Regions from separate parts of the Mus musculus genome. Here region 1 is linked to region 2. The links are chromatin contacts, found by Hi-C or POLR2A ChIA-PET in ENCODE. All regions are on one chromosome and are shown on one strand. Each heading gives the region's core, a stretch centred on a gene start or an enhancer-like site at or near the end of the contact. The rest is flanking DNA. Distances are from core to core; before and after follow the strand shown. Region 1 holds the start of Mrps18c (mitochondrial ribosomal protein S18C). Region 2 holds the start of Gpat3 (glycerol-3-phosphate acyltransferase 3).

Region 1 (7,350 bases), core at 591-3,090, 47 kb after region 2:
TTCCTTAATTGTGATAAAGGAGTATGACTGGGTGACCGAATTTTTCTGTGGGAAAGAAACAGAATTTTCATTAGTCACATGACCTAAAAAAGGAAATGTAAATTTCCTTTATTTTAAAGTATGATGCATGAATTAGATGACTAAGGTGGAGTCGCATGTGTTTAGACAACTGCTTTGGTATCTAACATAATCTTTTAAGATTTTGGGTTTTTACACTTGATTTTAGCCAAAAGACACAACAGTGATTGGTTTTGTTGTAGTCCAGGATGTATCCAACTCACAAGCTCCTCTTGCCTCAGAGCTTCCTAAGTGCTGTCACAGTACGTGTATACCACCATATCTAGCTTGCCTTGAATATAAGCTGTATTCCTTCTCAGCTCCAGCTAAATTCTCGTGTGCTGTGATTAGGCTCCCACATCCCTGTTCACACTTGAAACCCATAAAAATACACCTATAGTTAAGAAGCAACTAGTTGAATGTCTTACTGTAAAACTTGAATTTGGATCTTTTATCAAGGTAGCCTGTCAGGTTTCTATTACCTACAATTATCCTACCCACCGAAGCTATATTTAGATATTCTCAAATCATGTATCCTTATATTTAATATCTATGAAGAAGAATACATTACAGACTGAATCTAGGAATTCTCTACAAAACACAAGTGACTATAGTCAATAAAAGATAACCATTATTTTGTCCTATAATTGAATTCCAAATATTAAAAATTAGGCTGAATTTGGAAATGAATTAGTAATATGGGGGGAGGGGGACCTGGGGCTGGATAGGTGTCAGTGGTTAAAAGTACTCCCTAATGTTACTAAGTACAGGGTTTGAATCCCAGCACCCACACCCAGTGGCTCACGACCACCTCGTTCCAGCTCCAGGAGAATCCAATGCCCTCTTCTGGCTTCCACAACTCCCCTCCCCCACATACATACAAATAATAAAATAATGTCTTCTTTAAAAAAAGAAAACGAAATCTTACCAGGTCCTCATTGCTGGTTACCTGTTCAAACTGTGAAAAACATCGTCTCCAAATCACAGAAACTAAAGAGAAAATGGCGACAACACAATTGTTTTCATTCGCTGCATATCTAACCAAGATTTACGTTTTTAAAGATGCTAGATAATCAAAGGGCACAATATCAAACATTCTTTTCAATGATTAGTTAGCAACCTGTTAGATTTGGGACATAATAGGACTCAAAATGAGCGGTTCCAAAGGCTTTGGATAAAGGACATATATACTTCCTCTCCTATAAATTCTTTCTCATTTCTACAGTTACGGATTGAAATTCAAATATGTACAGAAACAACAGAATGGTACTGTCATTCCAAAGGAGAAATAAAAAGATTCAAGACATTGACAAAGAAGCATAAAACAAACAAACAAAAAAAGAGTTGACTACACCTTGGAGACAGGAGCCTAGATAGCATAACTGTTTCCTGAGAGGCTTCGTCCAAGCAGCGGATGGAAACAGATGCAAGAGAACCACAGCCAACAAGTGTCCAGAAAGTCTTATTGAGGAGTCGGGGCGATAGGTTTTTGTAAAGTGAATAAGTAACGGGGTAAAGTGGTTGACTACACCTCAAAGTCCTCTTCAGCTCTAGGAAACTAGTCTACGATGACTCGAGCCTCCCACTTATCTCAAACCTAGTTCTATTGAAATAGTCATTTTGCTAACGGCGAGGACCCCACCGACAATCAGCGGCTATAATGCTATGCCGGACGTTTTACCTGCTTGAGTTCCGCGATCCGTGAAGCAGCCAGCCGCGGTTGTCAAATTCTTCCTCCCTATACCACTGCACAGAGCAACCAGAGCGGCCATGGTTCTCCGCCCTTCCTCTTCCTTTCTATTTCCCTAAGCGCCCCGACAGGTCCTTTCTGGTGCTCTTCCCCTGTCTGCCCGGGATTCGACGCAAAGGTTCCGGCGCGAACGCGGCCCGGGTTTCAATGCACTGCACCTTTATCTTCCCGCGCTTCCCGGGCCGGAAGTCACGTGACCCGGGGCTGCGCTGCTGAGGGATGGAAAGCTGATGCTGGGTCACCTGCTGTCTCCAGAACGGCGCCACCGGCTCCGGGCTGCACCCAGGGCGGCTGTCGCAGGGACTCTGGGCCGTTGTCATGGAGGACGGCTGTCCCCGCATCCGCCGGCGGGTGTCTGTCCGCAAAAGGAACCGCGGCAACCTGGAGAACCTCCGTGCCTCCCCGACCCCGGCCGAGCTCCAGCCTGCCGAGGACACGGAGGACGAAGCTGCAGCCGGGAGCCGCCGCCGGAAAACCGGGAGCCCGGAGCACGCCCAGGTACAGCCCTGCTGAGTCCCCGCATCCCCGTTGACTCGCCCGGTCCTGTCATCCCAGGGGCTGCGGTGGCAACCGCGTGTCCCGCCCCGGGCACGGCTGCGCGGGAGGTGAAACCGCCTTCTTCCCAGGTGCACATCATGAGTAGCCTTAGCTCGCTCTCTCACCTTTGTTATCCTTTTATCTCCATCACTTGGGAGACACTGCTTAAACCCCCGACTTCTAGGTAGATGTCAAACCTACATGCTCCTTCCATCCCCTGTCATAAAAAGTATTCACGGGGCAATTAACTGGCTTGACAGAGAGAAAGCTAGCCTTCCAAATGGCTCGGCTCTACTTTACTGATAAAACATTTTTATTGATGACCCATTAATTGCTAGTTACGTTATTAAACTAGCCATATTATGTAGACTTTTACAACGGTAAGTGAGTCCAGGGAAGTTGAGAGACTAAAGTTGTGACTCAATAAATAATTATCACCTCCCAGTTTACATCTCTGTTCTGTAAGCCACCATACATGAGTGTGCACATGACTGTCTCAATTCCAAGTTCAGAACAGAATTTCATTGTAGTGTCTAGTGGAACATTGTAGTGTCTAATGGCACAATCATGATTTTGTAGCAGACCAGCTTCTACGTTAGTGCCTGGGCCGGAATTACCACAGTTATCAGAAGCATCTATTGAATCTTGGAGAGAGTTACTGTTCTTTCATTCTTAAGTGCTTTAGCATAGGTTTAAGAATTAAAATGCCAAAGACTGGGCGGTTAGGTTCAGCAGCGGAGCCTGGGGCAGGCCCTGGGCTCACATGGCAGCACCAGAATAAATAATTTAGAATTCCAGTATCACCCCTTGGGGGATGTATCTGAGTTGACAGAATGTTTGCTTAGAATGCCCAACACCCTGGGTTTGATCCCAACACCTCCTAAAACCAGGCATGGTGAGGCATTCAGGAAACAGGCAGGAGGATCAGGAGTGTGTAGCCTCAGTAAGGTGAGATCCTGTTCTGACTTTTAAAAAAATGTTTCTTAGCATCCTGATATCCCATAATAAGCCAGCAGTACTGTTTAGGCAAGTCAGAGCAACTCTCTGGACTTGTTTCTTTTGTTTGGTGATGATAATATGTATTCAGAGGATAATTTGCATATAGTGATATCATTGGGATAGTCCTTTGCTGGGACATTTGTTTTTTTAAAATGAGGATGGAATTCATGTATGTATCTTTGTTTCCTTACAGGAAAATGACAGCGAAGAGGACATGTTTGGTGACTATGACAGCTTTACAGAAAGTTCCTTCTTAGCTCACGTTGATGACCTGGAACAGAGATATATGCAACTGCCTGAATGTGGGGACCGTGATGCAGACTCTGGCACCAAAGACCTTTGTTCAGCAGGCCTCAAAAACAACCTCAGAGTTACTACTGTAATCAACCTCACTGACCCGGAAACTAGTGAGCACGGCCAGAAGCAGAGTCACCTAGATGTCCCTGCTGAACCAGAACCTGGAAGCGATCTTTCGTTTGATGTGCCTTCTTCTCAAATTTTATACTTTGAAAATCCGCAGAACTCACCAGAAGCTTTGGGCGATCCGTGCACTAAGAAGACAAATGGGGACCCACAGAAGTCATCACATGAAGAGTTGGTCTCCAGCCACACAGAGCAACCCGAGCCAAATAATGACTTCTCTAACGTCAGAGCTGCTTCAGAGTCAAGCAGGAGAAAAAGTCTGAAAGACCATCTGAAAAGTACCATGGCTGGGAATGCCAGGGCCCAGACCCCAGCATTTCCCAGGAGTAAACACCTCAGAGAGGCGCTCCTGTCTGAGGAGATCAGCGTCGCCAAGAAAGCCATTGAGTCACCGTCAGATGATCTTGGTCCTTTTTATTCGCTACCCAGCAAAGTGAGAGATCTTTACGTTCAATTGAAAGGAATCAAAAAGCTATATGGTAATGCTTTGTATAAAAAGGAAACCAAATTTATAGTTCAAATAGTATTAGAGTATTAAACCAAATCAGTGGAAGCAGGTGATTCCCTGGTTCCGTCTCTGATCTCGAATGAGCAAGAGTATCAGTTGCGTTAACCCTGCATCCCTCTCGTGGACTTCTTTCCTTCCTTGTGTATTGTCCTTCTCAGGGTAGGTATCTGGCTTTGTCTTCAGTCCATTCACTCCTGTGCCCTTGTGTAAGTGACTAAGACTAAGGAGCTTGAGCACTGACATGCGTCCAGAGCAGCTACGTGTCCTACCGTTTTCAACCCCTTCACACTCTGCTTCTGACCTTCCTCTGATTCGTTTTTATTGTTTCTTTGGCATTTAGAGTTGTGGCAATTCCTTTGAATGCTCAGAATCTTAAGTGAAAGAAGTTGGTAATAGCAGTTAAAATTAAAATGCATTTAAAGACAGCTAAGATGTAAGTGCAGAAAAGACTACAGTAGGGGCTGGAGAGTTGGCTTAGTCGTTACGAGCACTGGCTGCTCTTCCAAAGGACCAGGGTTCAGTTCCCAGAACCTACACGGCAGCTCACAACTGCCTGTGACTCCAGTTCCAGGAGATCTGACACCATCTCTCACACATACAAGCAAGAAGAACACCAGTGCACATAAGACAAAAATAATTTTTTTAAGAAGACAGCAGTAATAATAATTATGTGATGTTTTTCAAAAGCCCCGTGTCCTTGCATATATTTCAGATAGACCATGGTAAACAAGGGCACAGCAGCTGCCATACTAGGAGATCAGTCCATCAGCCGTCACTGGAAGCTTCCTTGGGAGAACTTTTGAAGTATTTGAAGACGTGGATTGTCAGGAGACAGTCAGGTTGAAGTAGAAAGATAGGAAACAAAAGACTACCTTCAGCCAGTAAGAATCTAGACATTCTAGATGTCTCAGCAACTAAGGACTTAGGACTATCTGGTTCCCAGCACCCACACGGTGGCTTACGGCATCTGTAACTCCAGCTCCAGGGGAATCTGAGTCCCTCTTCAGACCTCTGGGACTAGACATGTACTGTCCGCATAAACACAAAATCCAAGAAATTCTAAATTGTGAGGCACATGGCTTGTGAGCAAACAGTCTTGTGCTGGGTAGTGTGCAGCCCCACAGTCCTTGCCCTCAGGAGGTGGAGGTCAGACGATCAGGACTTCAAGGTCATTCTCAGCTACATAGCAAGTTCAAGGCCAGCCTGGGCTACATGAGACCCTGTCTCAATAATACTCAAAGAACCTTTTGTTACTCTAAGTACAGGCTAACTTTCTTCCCTCTGCCCTTCCACTGGCTGCTTTGTTGAGTCTCAGTCTGCTGCCAGAGGGATTCCTTGAGGGTAGGATTTTAGGCCTCTCCTATTTTGTTTGGCTTTTGGAGTCTATAGGTAGTTTGTGGTATCTGACGTTGAACCCATGACATGAAAGGTACTCTGCCGCTGAACTACATACCTAGCCTTCCTGTTTTGAAACAGGATCTCATAGCACAGGCTTGTCCCAAACCAATGCTCTTTCTACATCTATGTCCCAAATACTGAGATTACAGGCATGTAACAGTGCTCGGTTAGGACAGGAATGGAACGCAACGTTTAAGTAGCTAGCACTGTGCTTAGTATATTGTGTTTTGGAGAGAACTCAACTGCCAGGTTTTGTCAGCCTCTTTAACCCTGGCCTTGTTGCTTACACAGTGCCTTATCTATCTAACGGGTGCGGGGAACAGTGTAGTTAGATTCTTTGCCAAGTGCACAATAATTATAACAACTGTTAGTTATATTCAGTGTCTTAAGTGAAAGCTTCAGCAAACAGCTTTGCATATGTGAGGGTAAGTGCACGTGTGCACACGCCTGTGTAGCTGAGTTTCGGTACAAACACCTGCAGTTTCATAACTGGTGGCTGATACCAATCGGAAAATATTTACATTTTAAATATTTTGGTTTATTTATAGTCTGGAGATCAAATGTAAGGCCTTGCACATCACGTACACACTTTACTACTGAGCTAACTCTGTTTAATTTTTTTTTTTTTTTTTTAATTTATGTGAGTACACTGGAGCTGTCTTCAGACACACCAGAAGAGGGCGTCAGATCTCACTCTCACTGTTACTCAGGCATAACTATTCCAATGCCTTGTTTTGTGGAGGATCTCACTGTAGCCCTGGCTGGCCTGGAATTCACAGCAGTCTACCTGCCTCTGACTCCCTTTTACCAGGATTAAAAGTCTGTACACACTCTAGCCTCTCTTTTTAAAAACAATATATCCAAGCCCTTTAAATTAAGTTTGGGGTGAGTTTTCTTAAACTATAGTATGTGTAAATTGCTCAAATTTAGACTCAGTTTTTTACTTTTTTTTCTCCATTTGTTTATTTTTGTATACTTGTATGTGTGGGGCACACATGTGAGTCAGGACAACTTGTGGGATTTCGTTCTCTCTGTTTACTGGGCGGGTCCTTAGGATCAAGGCTTGGCCACAAATGACCCTGTGCACTGAACCCTCTCACCCCCTTAGATTCCCATTTATAAGCTGTGACTAACAAAGCTGCAGTAGCTTTGTTAACTTGTACTCATTAGACAATGATGTCACAAATGTCCCCCACATACTGTGTGCACCCTCCTCTATGTGTCGATGGAGAATCCTAGAAGAAACTCGATGTTCCAAAAAGAACCTGGCAGCCAATGTTCTCACAAACCGTACAGTGGTTTCTTCCCTCTGTAGTTGGGTCTGGGTTTTCTGTGTGCGGATTTTTTTTTTCCCCTTCCTATTGGTAGGTTACTTGTTTTTATGTATCGATTACTTTGTTTCTCTAATGATAAGATGCTACCACTTGGGCTAGAGAGATGGTTCAACAGTAAAGAACACTCACTGATCTTCCAGGGTCCTGGGTCCAAGTCTCAGAGCACCAAGGCACATACAAGTGGTGGATGGCATATATGTATGTATATGTCTGCATACCTGCAAGCTAAACAACCAACGCGGAAACATACTAGCATTCACTAGCATTCATGTGTACTTTGTATTACTTCCATTATTATTTTGATCCAGGGCCTCATGGAACCCAGTCTAGCTAGGTAGTTGGGG
Region 2 (6,770 bases), core at 1,281-3,780:
CACTGCTGTATGTGGAGTTAGCATTCTGAAGAACGGCCAGTAGGGAGGAAACTAAAATCCGCAGCATAGTGTGACTACAACACTGTGTAATGGCAATAAGAAGAGAGAAGAGAAAAAAAAAAAGTTAAAACCTTGAAGGCTAGCTAACAAGGTGGCACACATCACTCAGTGCTTGGGAACCTGAAGCAGCAAGAGCCAAGTTCAAGGCCAGCAAGTGTGAGCTAAGAAGTGAGATGCCATTTTGGAAGAGAGAGTGGGGCAGATAAAAGAATCTAACCATTTTAAGGACTCACAAAGTGGCCAGCAAAGAGAAAGTCCAGCAAAGGCCTAAGGGAAAGCATTAGCAAGCAGCAGAGGTAGAGATGTGCATCTAGGAGCCACTCCAGTGCTAAAAGCAAGGGACAGAGCCAAGTCCTACGGGAGGGCAGAAAGTACAGGTCAAAAAAGTGCACAGCTACAGATGGTAATAAAGAATCAGGAGAAACCGAAGGCAGCAGAATCTAAGCAATCGTACCCCGTCATTTAATCATAAAGACACAAGGCACCCACCATGCACGAGTGCCCTCCTACGGACTCAATGCACTGATGTGTTCGCACTCCTAAAAACTACGTGGAAAGCTAAGTCTGACGGTCCCACTCTGTAACACCAGAAAACAGAAGGTGGATTGTCAAGAACTTCAAAGCCAGCCAGGGCACCAAGAGTGAGATCCTGTCTCAAAACCAAAACAAAATCTATATGCAAATAGGCATTGTTTCCCCTCTTTTGAGGGCGAATACTATAAGGTACAGGGATCAGATGACCTTGCTAGATCAGATACAGAGAAACAGGGATGAGATTTGGGTACCAAACCAATGCAAAGCTGTACAGCCTACAGAGCCTCTGCATTCACTGTTGTCACACTTAACTCAAGCAAACGTCTGAACTCCGATTCTCACATCACTTGCCTCCCGGCCTGGAGTGGCCTTCTAAATTTTACTAAAAAAGAGTGTATAAGCTTATGCTGATGTCGTCCCTCCTGTCCCTCCACTCAGTTGGATCTAACACCTTTGTCCTTGAAATCTGCAAACAAACCCAGGACCAGAAACCTTTGGGATAGTATTCCAGTGCACCTGATTAGATAAAAATCCCCGTGACTACATTAAAATAAAATCTGATTCTTCAGCCGGGCACTCGGGAGGCTCGGGAGGCAGAGAGGCAGGCAGATTTCTGAGTTCGAGACCAGCCTGGTCTACAGAGTGAGTTCCAGGACAACCAGGGCTACACAGAGAAACCCTGTCCAGAAAAACCAAAAAAAAAAAAAAAAAAAAAAAAAAAAAAAAAAAAAATCAGATTCTTCTCTGCCACCCAGCCATTTGGTGTCTTATATTGGGCACCAAGTGGAACAGGATGCCTCTGTAGTCACAAAAGGACCTCTGAAACCTGGGGCTGTAAAAACTCAAGAGTGAAGTGACAGCCCGAGAGGCATAGTGGGTAATAAACCTGCTGATACAGCAAACGGCTGTCCTGGGGTTAATCTAGTAAGAAAAAAAAAAAAAAAAAAAAAAAAATAGTAGTGAAGAAGAAATACAGATAGAGGGATTCTTGTGAGGTGGGCTACTGTTCTTGACTGGTATCAGGCTGTCTTTCTCACTACAGCAGACCAGAAACTGAAATATTCTCTCGGGTCCCCGTTCCATCTCCACCCCGACCTCCCACCACTGACTGACCCCCTTGCCCAAATTGCTTTCACAGTTCAAAGCTCAACCCCTGCCACTCCAAGATCCGAAGTCCTCAGAGCAGCGGGAGCTCCACATCCTTTCCTGCACTCACCTCCAAGGTTTTCACCAGGATCTTCATGTAGATCTCCGAGATACCCAGGGATAATCCGAAGGCCGAGGGTAAAAGGATGAGGCCGCCCACCAGCGTCAGCCAGGTGGACAGGAGCTTCACCGCCAGGTCTGCGCCCTCCATGTCTCAGCACGCCCTCAGGAAGAGGTCCCCAGGAAAGCCGAGAGCGGTAGGTGTCAGAGTCCCAGGCAGTCCAGCCGCAGTTCGGAAAACACAGCGTCCAGCCCGGAGCCGGGCTCTGAGGAGTCTTTGCCGCCCGCCTCGTTCCCTTCAGCTCTGCGGAGCGAAGAGGAAAGGGAAGGCGAGAACTCTCAGAACTACTGCGATCTCCTTGCTTCCTCCCCTTGGGTCCCGGTTGGCCCCGCAAGCTCACTCTCTACTGGAGGCCCAGGCCAAGCTGTAGCCACGGCAGCCGGCTCAGACCTGAGTGTCTCTGGCGAGAAGACCCAGCTGGGTGACCTACGGGACACCCTAGTGCAGTCAGAGTGCATGGAGGCAGCCAGGAACGCGCCCCACCCCGGGCCTGATTTCCTCCGGGTAACGATTGCGACAACCCCGCGGTGACTCACCGAGGCCCTCCGGCAGCGAGGATCCCCGCAGGTTCCCTGCACCTCGGCGTGGGCTGCGGGCTATGCGGGTAGCCAGTGGCTTTCGGGCGCCGGGCTCCCTTTTTCTACACTCTACCCTTGCCCCACCCCCATCGCCACCCAACAGGGAGCTCCGGGGCATGACCGCGTCTCCCGGGCGCTGCTGCCTAGAGAGCCGCCGCCCTCCGCCCCGCCCCCCCGCACTCCCAGCAAAGGTTCTTTCGGTAGCAGACTTTCCATCTTCACCCACAGAACGGACCGCTGACGTCCCCGATCGCTGCGGAAGATCTTGTTTGTGAGCCTGCAACACGACCTCCTGGGAAGGGCTTTCGGGAGGAGGAAACTACTGAACAAGGGTGAGGCAGTCGCGCACCGTGGCTCGTGGCTCTCTCTTACCTCCTTCCTAGCTGCAGTCAGGGAAAGAAAGCTCGCCCGCTTTCTCTCTCTCCACAAGTCGCCTTAGCCACTCTGCCACCACCTCTCTAGCCACAAAATAGACCCAGAAATTCCAAGCGGTTGTGTCGCAGAAGACTGGAATTCCAGCACTTACGCTCGGGAATCTGCGACTGGAGAATTCCGAGGAGATGGGTCTGGGCTGTTTTGAGTTCCAACAGTCAGCTTAAGACTAAATAGGTAGATCCTTTATAGACCTTGCTTTAAAAGGGCAGGCGGACCGGTGAGCGGGCGAGGGGGAGGGGAGGACAGGACACCCTAGAGGCTGTTTGTCACTCCCCTCCCTGGAGGAGATTCCAGTCTAAGCTTCCCTAGCATCCGCCTACACCGACTGCAGAAAACGCTGCGCAAATACTAACCTTCACCTAACTGGCTAAGAGTTTCTCAGGGGTCCACGTCCCACGCCGCTGTGATGAACGGCCTTACTAGAACGAAGAAGGGAAAATCCTGCACGCGTATTCCACTGCAGGACAACCAGTTTTAACAATAAGCGTGAGAAAAGATATTGAGAGCAGCAGTTTGCAAAGCGACTGACTAGGATCCAAACCATCACCGAGTCGGCCCTCAATTCTTAGAAGGACCAAACTCTTACTGTTGACAGTCGGGAGTCAGTTTGGGAGCTGGAAAAAGTGAGAGAGCTAGCAAAATGAACTGAAAGTATTTACAGCAAATATTGCAGAGAAAGCTGCCCTCACCTCCAGAAGGGGTGGAGGAAGAAGGAAGCCGGCCTTAAAGACTGTACAAGTTTGTTCTCTGAGCCTCCTGCCAGGTAGGTGTAAGACACTTTTCCCACTAAGAAGGGGGAAGGGGAGGACAATGAAGTTATGAAGGAAACGGAGCTTACTCTCAAAACAGCTTCTGGGGTCATTGAGGTGGCTCATCAACAAAGTTGCCTGATGCCAGTCAGCTAGGATGACCCGTCAATCTTTGGACACCACCACTACCCCCCCCCCCCCCCCCCGTATAAGGGGAGAACCAATTTATCTCCTGCCCACCTGTGCTCGGTGGCATGCCTCCCCACACACACAAAATAAATAAAACGTAACAAAAATTATTTTTTGAAAAGCATCTACCAGGCATTATGTGGAAAACCTGTAACCCCAGCGCTTAAGAAATAGAAACAAGAGGATCAGGAGTTCAAGTCCAGCATGGGCTTTCTTAGACACCATCTAAAAATCAAATAAACCTCTATGTATGTGCAGAAGGAAACTGGAAGCTGGCCAACATATCTCTGAGCGCATGTGTGGTTTATATAGTTAGGCCACAAGCTAGGGTTTATTAGCTCAGTTAATGTTCCAATAAAATATTTAACCTCTATTATTCCCTCCAGCTGAAGTGACTAAGGGCTGCTCCCTTGTTCACCCTGCAGAGGAAACAAACAGGAGGCCCCCTGTTTCTGCTCAGCACACAAACACCCCAGTGCCCAGGAAGGCTTGTTGTTCATAATCAAAGGTGTGAACGCTTTGGTTTGGGGCTTTGTTTAGGAATGTCTTACCCACCCCCACACACCCCAGCAATGTCACAAAGCCTCCTAAAAGACACAGGCTCACCTTGGCAACCTTAGAAAAGCAGAGGTTCAGCACTTTACCTCCTCAGAAACCCCTTCCTGCAGTGAGGACTCCCCTGCCTTAACAGATCACACTTGGAGCTTCCACCTTTATGGAAGCCAGAAGTCTGAAACTAAGATGCTGTAATACATAGTCAGGCTGCCCGCAAGAGCTCTAGGGAGAATCCTTCCTCTTCCAGCTGCTGATGTTCCAAGAGTTCTGTGGTTTCTGTGACTCTAGTCTCTGTCCCTGTTCACATACTGGGCATCTTTCTAGTATTTGAATGAACTCAAGGAACAGATAGGAATCTGTCTGGTGTGGTTCTGTTACTTAAGTCTTTTATTCTGGGACAGACTGTGAGACCTCAGGGTGGGGTGGACGACAGTTGTGGATTCAGTTCTGCAGTCTGACTTTAATACAGATAGATAGAGTTCCAGAGAGGCTCTTCCTACACGTGCAGTACTTTGGGTCAGATGTTCAACTGAAGGATAAGAGCTCCATTTTTTTTGTTTTTTGTTTTTGTTGTTGTTGTTTTTGAGACAGGGTTTCTCTGCACAGTCCAGCTGTCCTGGAACTCACTCTGTAGACCAGGCTGGTCTTGAACTCAGAAATCCACCTGCCTCTGCCTCCCAAGTGCTGGGATTACAGGTGTGCGCCACCACTGCCCGTTTTTTTTTTTTCCCCACTTTTGGGTTTGTTTGTTCGTTTGTTTGTTTGTTTTCCCTAAGCCCAATGACAGACAGTAGTCCACCCTATGTGTTCCATGGCAGGGAGGGGTAGTCAGATGTAGCAGATATGGAAACAAGTCTATATATCTAGTCCCTGCCTAGGAAGAGGAGGGAGGGAAGGAAGGGAGGGAAGAGGGGAGGCAGCCTGAGAATGCTCCTTACTAGGAGAGCTCATGCGCAAGGCCCTGGGTTCAAATAAAATCACATAGCAGCGCTCTTCCTGGTTGGTTGGTTGGTTGGTTGGTTGTTGCAATACTAACAACACCAAGGCCTTGCACATGCTAAGCCAAGGCTCTATCATGAGCTGTAGCCCTAAGATTAGAGAGGAAAAGAAAAGTCACTTTTTATCCTCTCTCTCTCTCTCTCTCTTTCTCTCATTGGTCTTTTCTTGTTTGCTTTGAGATTTGTCTTTTTATTTTGTTTTGTTTTTAGACAGGGGCTGTCTATAGCTCTGACTGTCCTGGAAATTGCTATGTATATCAGGCTTTCCTTGAACACAGAGATCAACTTACCTCTGCCTTCAGAGGCTTGGGATTAAAGGCATTCACCATCACACTCAGTTCCTAAGGTTTTTGTTGTTGTTGTTTGTGGGAAGCCACATGTGCCGTTGCAGGGTGGTGCTGGCTACCTCTGGCCACCACACATACATAGGCAGTAAAGTTTTTTGCCAAGATGAGGTTTTGAGAATTAACCAATCAAATGAGAGACATATTAACCAATCAGATGAGAGACATGTTAACCAATCAGATGTGAGACATGCAAATGAGGTAGTAAGCATAACCCATGAATAACCAATCTGGGTGTGAGACACGCCTCTCCTAGGCCTATATAAGCAGCACCAGTTCTGGACTTGGGGTCTTTTGCCTACGCAGTCCATGCTCTCCCAATAAACATGTTGCAGAAGGATCCTGTTGTGACGTCTACTTGCTGGCAAGTCGGATGCGCACAAGAGTTGTTGTCTTCTTTGTTTGTTTTTGTTTTGTTTTTTCGAGACAAGGTCTCCTATAGCCAGTGTGGAGGAATTGTAATCCAGCAACATGGCTGCTCTGGCAAGCAATCACATCTAAAGACCTTCTAGGTCTGTGTGAACCAACTGGAAGGGCACATCTTTTATCCCTCTGGCTGGAACACAGACATGCCCTTAGTACACACCTTTAATCCCACACAATGAAGGTAAAGTTAGCTTGTAGAAGGAAACAGCCATTTTGGAAGTAATGTCTAATTGAGGGACAGACAAAGTGACAAATCAGAGAAAGATTTTAGAATGAGTCAGAAATAGGATACACCCAGCTCTCAGTAGAACCAACAGGAAAGGGAGGTGACTTAGGAGCAGTGGAGAAGGAGTCGTGGAGGAGGGCAGTTCAGTTGAGTTTGTGTCATCAGTGAAGTCAGTTCCCTTCAGTTCATGGAATTCAGAGGCAGTTTTCCCAAGCAGAACAATTCAGTGAGAAGCCAAGAGAAGCCACTTTGAATCAGTCAGCTGGAGTGCAGTTTTGAGCCAGAATAGCTGAGTTGAACCAGCCAGCCAGAGTTGAGAAAGAACTTATTGAAAAAGTGAGCTTATTCAGCAGTAAGCCTCTGAGATGACAATGACACCCAGTGAGTGAAAGCAACCCTACTAACTAGT

The links. Hi-C counts contacts between places; a loop is a spot of excess contacts on that map. ChIA-PET counts read pairs that join two places held with the same protein, here RNA polymerase II (POLR2A).
Region 1: a loop to region 2 is called in a map of heart, with 5 times the contacts of the local background. The contact joins the promoter of Mrps18c here to the promoter of Gpat3 in region 2. A Hi-C loop is called at or near these places in 2 of 37 maps with a recorded cell type or tissue (heart and left cerebral cortex). POLR2A ChIA-PET finds 5 or more read pairs at or near these places in 2 of 5 experiments (Patski and embryonic stem cell).

The regions. Positions count from the first base shown.
Region 1 is chr5:100,793,249-100,800,598 of GRCm38, reverse strand. It overlaps Mrps18c (mitochondrial ribosomal protein S18C), which reads right to left and starts at 1,840. Exons shown (of 6, transcript NM_026826.1): 1 at 1,739-1,840; 2 at 986-1,047. The coding sequence starts at 1,829. It overlaps Helq (helicase, POLQ-like), which reads left to right and starts at 1,999. Exons shown (of 18, transcript NM_001081107.1): 1 at 1,999-2,305; 2 at 3,537-4,245. The coding sequence starts at 2,126.
Region 2 is chr5:100,841,989-100,848,758 of GRCm38, reverse strand. Gpat3 (glycerol-3-phosphate acyltransferase 3) reads right to left here and starts at 2,530. Exons shown (of 13, transcript NM_172715.3): 1 at 2,398-2,530; 2 at 1,811-2,104. The coding sequence starts at 1,951. Gm46917 (a long non-coding RNA gene) reads right to left here and starts at 1,200. Exons shown (of 2, transcript XR_001784903.1): 1 at 550-1,200; 2 at 1-82. It also overlaps a transcript of Abraxas1 not described here.